Linked DNA regions of Homo sapiens: region 2 is linked to region 1. Evidence: read pairs that join two places in POLR2A ChIA-PET (ENCODE). Cell type or tissue: K562. All regions are shown on one strand. Links, peaks and the distances in the headings refer to the core of each region. The heading gives the core; the rest is flanking DNA.

Region 1 (2,914 bases), core at 204-2,703:
CCAACATGATGAAACCCCGACTCTACTAAAAATACAAAAATTAGCTGGGCTTGCTGGCTTACACTGGTAATCTCAGCTACTCAGGAGGCTGAGGAAGGAGAATCGCTTGAACCCAGGAGGTGGAGGTTTCTGTGAGCTGAGATCGTGCCACTGCACTGCAGCCTGGGCAGCTTGAGTGAGACCCTGTCTCAAAGAATAAAAATAAAAAAACAGGCAAAACTTCGAAAATACCTTAAGTTGGGCATTTTGGACAGGGAGGGGGGGCATTTTTTTGAAGTGTTTAGGTATAGAATAGGCAAACTTTCACAAAGAGCTAGGAGTGTTTTTATTTTATTATTTTTATTGATTGATTTAAAAGTTTATGGAGAGTGGTTTTTAAAGATGGACAGCTGATTATCATGAATTTTTTTTTTTTTTGAGACAAAGTCTTGCTCTGTCGCCAGGCTGGAGTGCAGTGGTGCTATCTCGGCTCACTGCAGCCTCCACCTCCCAGGTTCAAGCGATTCTCCTGCCTCAGCCTCCCGAGTGGTTGGGACTACAGGTGCACGCCACTATGCCCACCTAATTTTTGTATTTTTAGTAGAGATTGGGTTTCACCATGTCGGCCAGGATGGTCTCAATCTCTTGACCTCATGATTCTCCTGCCTTGGTCTCCCAAAGTGGTGGGATTACAGGAGTGAGCCACCGCACCCAACTGGTGATTTTTTTTTTTTTTTTTTTTTTTTGAGACGGAGTCTCGCTCTGTTGCCCAGGCTGGAGTGCAGTGGCGGGATCTCGGCTCACTACAAGCTCCACCTTCCGGGTTCACACCATTCTCCTGCCTTAGCCTCTCGAGTAGCTGAGACTACAGGCGCCCGCCACCACGCCCAGCTAATTTTGTTTTTGTACTTTTAGTAGAGAGGGGGTTTCACTGTGTTAGCCAGGATGGTTTTGAACTCCTGACCTCGTGATCCGCCCACCTCGGCCTCCCAAAGTGCTGGGATTACAGGCGTGAGCCCCCGTGCCCGGCCGAATTTTGTTTTTTTAACCTTACTCCCAACTATTAAAGAACTTACTACTACTTTTTTTTTTTTTTAGATGGAGTTTCTCTCTTGTTGCCCAGGCTGGAGTGCAGTGGTATGATCTAGGCTCACTGCAACCTCTGCCTCCCGGATTCAAGTGATTCTGCTGTCTCAGCCTCCCGAGTTGCTGGGATTACAGACATGCGTCATCATGACTGGCAAATTTTGTGTTTTTGTTAGAGACGGGGTTTCTCCATGTTGGTCAGACTGGTCTCGAACTCCAGACCTCAGGCGATCCGCCCGCCTTGGCCTCCCAAAGTGCTGGGATTACAGGCATGAGCCACCTTGCCCAGCCCTTACTACTACTTTTTTAAAAAGACGGCTGAGACAGGAGAATCGCTTGAACCCGGGAGGCAGAGGTTGCAGTGAGCTAAGATCGCGTCATTGCACTCCAGCCTGGGTGACAGAGCGAGACTCTGTCTCATGAAAAAACGAACAAACAAAAAATCAGCAGTAGATGCCAACTATAATGTTTTATATGATAACTGTCTTTTTTTTTTTGAGACGGAGTCTTGCTCTGTCACCCGGGCTGGAGTGCAGTAGCGCCATCTCGGCTCACTGCAACCTCCGCCTCCCGGGTTCAAGCAATTCTCCTGCCTTAGCCTCCCGAGTAGCTGAGATTACAGGTGCACGCCGCCACGCCTGGCTACTTTTTGTATTTTTAGTAGACACAGGGTTTCACCATGCTGGTCAGGCTGGTCTTGAACTCCCTACCTCAGGTGATCCGACCGCCTTGGCCTCCCAAAGTGCTGGGATTATAGGCGTGAGCACTGTGCCCGGCCAATAACTGTCTTAAAGGCAGAAATTTTTATTTTCTTGGAGTTAACTATATTCTTGTTTGTGGTCTCTTGACTTCAGTTTATTTAGTTTCATTCATATGAGAAGTGCCCAGTTTCCTTGATTTTTGGTGCTAGGATAGTACATAATTTTTGAATAATAGATTCAGTAATAAACATAACATGGTTTAATATTTAAACTGTAAGCCAGCTGACAGTTTTTGGGTTTTCAAGCTAAGCCTATTAAAAAATAACTTAAAAAATTTGTTTAGACTAAACTGCTATGAGGCTAAACTGGAACTCCCCCGCTAAGTAACTCCCTTGCTTAATAACTCCCTCTTCCCTCCTTGTATGGCATAGTTTTTCTTTTATTGATTAAGCATTTGGCATACATTGAGCATAATTTTAAGTAAGCACAGTATGGAAGTTTTTTGTAAGCCTAGTATTATTAAACCTATTTGAAGGGCACATACTGTTTTTATGATGCCTTGGCAGATAATGTCAGGCAAGAGTAACTGAGGTAAAGAGTAACTGTCCACTTGTACAGATTTTGTCCTTTAAAATCTTATATATATATATTTTTGAGACAGAGTTTTGCTCTTGTTGCCCAGGCTGGAGTGCAATGGCACGATCTTGGCTCACTGCAACCTCTGCCTCCCGGGTTCAAGTGATTCTCCTGTCTCAGCCTCCGGAGCAGCTGGAATTACAGGTGCCTGCCACTACACCCGGCCAATTTTTGTTTTTTTAGTAGAGATGGGGTTTCACCATGTTGGCCAGGTTGGTTTCGGAACTCCTGACCTCAGGTGATCCACCTGCATAGGCCTCCCAAAGTGCTGGGATTACAGGCGTGAGCCGCGACATGTGGCGGCCCAGCTTGTTTTTCTTATTTTTAGTAGGGACGAGGTCTCACTATGTTGCCTACGCTGGTCTCGAACTCCTGAGCTCAAGCAATCCTCCTACCTTGACCTCCCAAAGTGCTGGAGATTACAGGTGTGAGCCACCATGCCTGGCAAAAATTTTAAGTGGTTAGGGAATTACTAACATAAAAATATAAGATTTTGAAATGTCAACTTATCT
Region 2 (2,914 bases), core at 133-2,632, 130 kb before region 1:
ATGGAGTGGCACGATCTCAGCTCACTGCAACCTCTGCCTTCCAGGGTCAAGTGATTCTCCTGCCTCAGCCTACCAAGTAGCTAGGATTACAGGTGCCTGCTACCACGCCCAGCTAACTTTTGTATTTTTAGTAAACACATGGTTTCACCTTGTTGGCCAGGCTGGTCTGGAACTCCTGACCTCAAGTGATCTGCCTGCCTCAGCTTCCCAAAGTGCTGGGATTACAGGCGTGAGCCACCGCGCCTGGTCTTATTTCTTTATTTTAAAAGTTATACTTATTTTATTGTTGAAAATTTTTAAGTATAGATTAAAAAAAAGAAAATAATATTTTTCAAAGTGTCTAAAATTCCAGAGAAAACAATAGTTGATATTTGCTATGTAATCCTCATATATTTTCCTAGTGACATATGACTGTCTTCATTTTTTGTTTAATAAAAATGAGGTCTAGGCTGGGCGTGGTGGCTCACACCTGCAATACCAGCACTTTGGGAGGCCAAGGCGGGTGGATCACCTGAGGTCAGGAGTTTGAGACAGCCTGACCAACATGGTGAAACCCCGTCTCTAATAAAAATACAAAAAAAATTACCCGGGCGTGGTGGCACATGCCTGTAATCCCAGCCACTAGGGAGGCTGAGACAGAAGAATTGCTTGAACCGGGGAGGCAGAGGTTGCAGTGAGCTGAGATTGCACCATTGTACTCCAGACTGGGCAACAAGAGTGAAACTCCGTCTCAAAAATAAATAAATAAAATTAAAATGAGGTCTTGTTTTCCAAATTGTTTAATAACTTTCTTTTAAACTTAATATTACAAGTGTCTTTCCTGGTGTTTGTTTTAAATCGTCATTTAAATATCTTTATAATATTATTATATTTCAAATATCTTTCCTGGTGCTTGTTTTAAATCATAATTTTTAGTGATTAGGGACTCTATTTCACTATGGTATTTCACTGCAATTCCTTAAATTTTTGAAAGTGATTTCCACTCATCATTTTCATTCATTATCTAAATTTTTAAAAATTAATTTAACTGCAAAGAAACTAGTCTGTGGATATACTAACACATTACCCACAATTCCACCTCCTTAACACAACTATGACGTACTTTATCATTTGAAACACATTGTAGTCCTAAAATTGGGCTTGCCAGATATCATTATCCTCACTGCACAACAGGAAGCTCAAGTCCAGAGTGGTTAGCTGGGTGGCACTGGACAAGTCACTCATTTAGTCTGAGTACAATAGCGTGTAGACCCCAAATGACTCCTAATAAAGGTAGGAGAGCTGTGGCTGCCATTGGCTGGTGGCCTTGCCCTCTCCATTTTCTGTTCTCTCAGAATCAATCACAATTCCCTCTAAATGGCTGCAGTCTTTGTACACTCAAACTTTACATGGCAGGGGAGGGTGCTGGTCTTTCCAGGCTTCCAGCTTCCCCATGTGAGGCTCCGCCCAGAGGACTGGTTTCTTTGCCCTCTGAGAGCAGACAGGCTTCTACAATAACTTGCTGAGCCCTTTGGCCTTGGGCTTTTCTGCTTAGTTTCTGCAGGGAAGGGCCATGTGCTCACAGGCAGGTGCCTTGTACTCTATAGTACTCTATCCTTGACATCAATATTACATTACTAATTGACAATGACACGTATAAAACAGCAGAGATGAAATGGTCAGTGGTTGGCAGATAAGAGGGAATGCACCAATAGATGCACATTAATAAAAAATCATACAGGAGGCTGGGTGTGGTAGCTCACACCTATAATCCCGGCACTTCGGGAGGCCGAGATGGGCAGATCACTTGAGGTCAGGAGTTCAAGAGCAACCTGGCCAACATGGTGAAATCCCATCCCTACTAAAAATACAACAATTAGCTAGGCATGGTGGTGCGTGCCTGTAATCCCAGCTACTCAGGAGGCTGAGGCAGGAGAATCGTTTGAACCTGGGAGGCGGAGGTTGCACTGAGCCAAGATTGCACCACTGCACTCCAGCCTGGTCAACGGAGCGAGACTCCATTTCACCAAAAAAAAAAAAAAAAATCATATATGAAGTTCATGACCAAAATGAGGCTGCTTCGCACTGAGAAACAATAGCTCTAAGTCAAAGGAAGCAGATGAGATGGAGATTCGGAGGACCTGGCAGGAGCATCAAGGTCCCTTATCCACAAACTTCCTGCCCATGCTGCCCAGGGAAAAGCAATACCAGTCTGTATCAGCCAGGGAGAGGCCTGCCAGCCAAGATAGTGGCTCTGGGCTGTGGTTGGTCACAGTAAAGGTCAACCACTCTTATGGGCAGGAACTAGACAAGAACGCTGATTAAATAGTTAGGCCCTAACATAGGACAGGTAGATGAGGAAACCTGAGCTTGGGACAGACAGCCCACAGGACAAATCAACAGTGCCCAGATCTGGCCATCTGCGGAAGTGCTGACAAAGGCCTGAGTCAATACTTTTTATTCCTGAGAGCTTAGGTCTTTTTGAACCCCTAGTTCAGTCCTTGTAGGGCAGGATCTGGATCTCCTGGGACAGAGAAAACAATATCTGTATTTGATAATAAGGGCTCAGAGCAGATTACAAGAGGTGGGGCCACCAAGGTTTGAAGCAGTGAAGGGACTTAGATGCCCATATTTCTAGGGTTTTCGAATATTTGTGGCCACTTATGAAACTATCACTTCCAACAGCTATTCTTTCAATAGTAACATTCAAATAGAAGCAGAGACCAAGCACTATAGGGCAAGTGTAAAGAGGACACACCATGGAGACTGCTTTCTCTGGCAGTTCAGCTTGCATGCCTCACTCAGCAAAACTAAGCTCAGAAGTTAGTTAGGCTCCTGCCCTTTAGAAGGCATGTGCTTCAGATAGGGATGGGGTCTCAGTCTCCCTACCCTGAACAGCTTATTCAAGTCTTCCTTCCAGCCTTCCAGCCTTGTG

What was found. Peaks named below come from ENCODE experiments on the same cell type or tissue, not always from the same donor. Only the 100,000 strongest peaks of a DNase experiment are listed, where the experiment ranks them.
Region 2: POLR2A ChIA-PET joins it to region 1 with 6 read pairs; 2 of 35 experiments call an interaction of 5 or more read pairs at or near these places.

The regions. Positions count from the first base shown.
Region 1 is chr18:46,185,798-46,188,711 of GRCh38, forward strand. The region is part of intron 1 of ARK2N (arkadia (RNF111) N-terminal like PKA signaling regulator 2N); the gene reads left to right. Among named protein-coding and RNA genes, the nearest start is that of ARK2N, 13 kb to the left of the region's middle. In K562, for the core only: no CTCF peak of the experiment used is centred there; no DNase peak of the experiment used is centred there.
Region 2 is chr18:46,059,300-46,062,213 of GRCh38, forward strand. All of the region lies in intron 1 of PSTPIP2 (proline-serine-threonine phosphatase interacting protein 2), which reads right to left. Among named protein-coding and RNA genes, the nearest start is that of PSTPIP2, 12 kb to the right of the region's middle. In K562, for the core only: a CTCF peak has its summit at 2,369; DNase peaks (open chromatin) are centred at 1,162 and 2,322; H3K4me3 peaks cover 294 bases.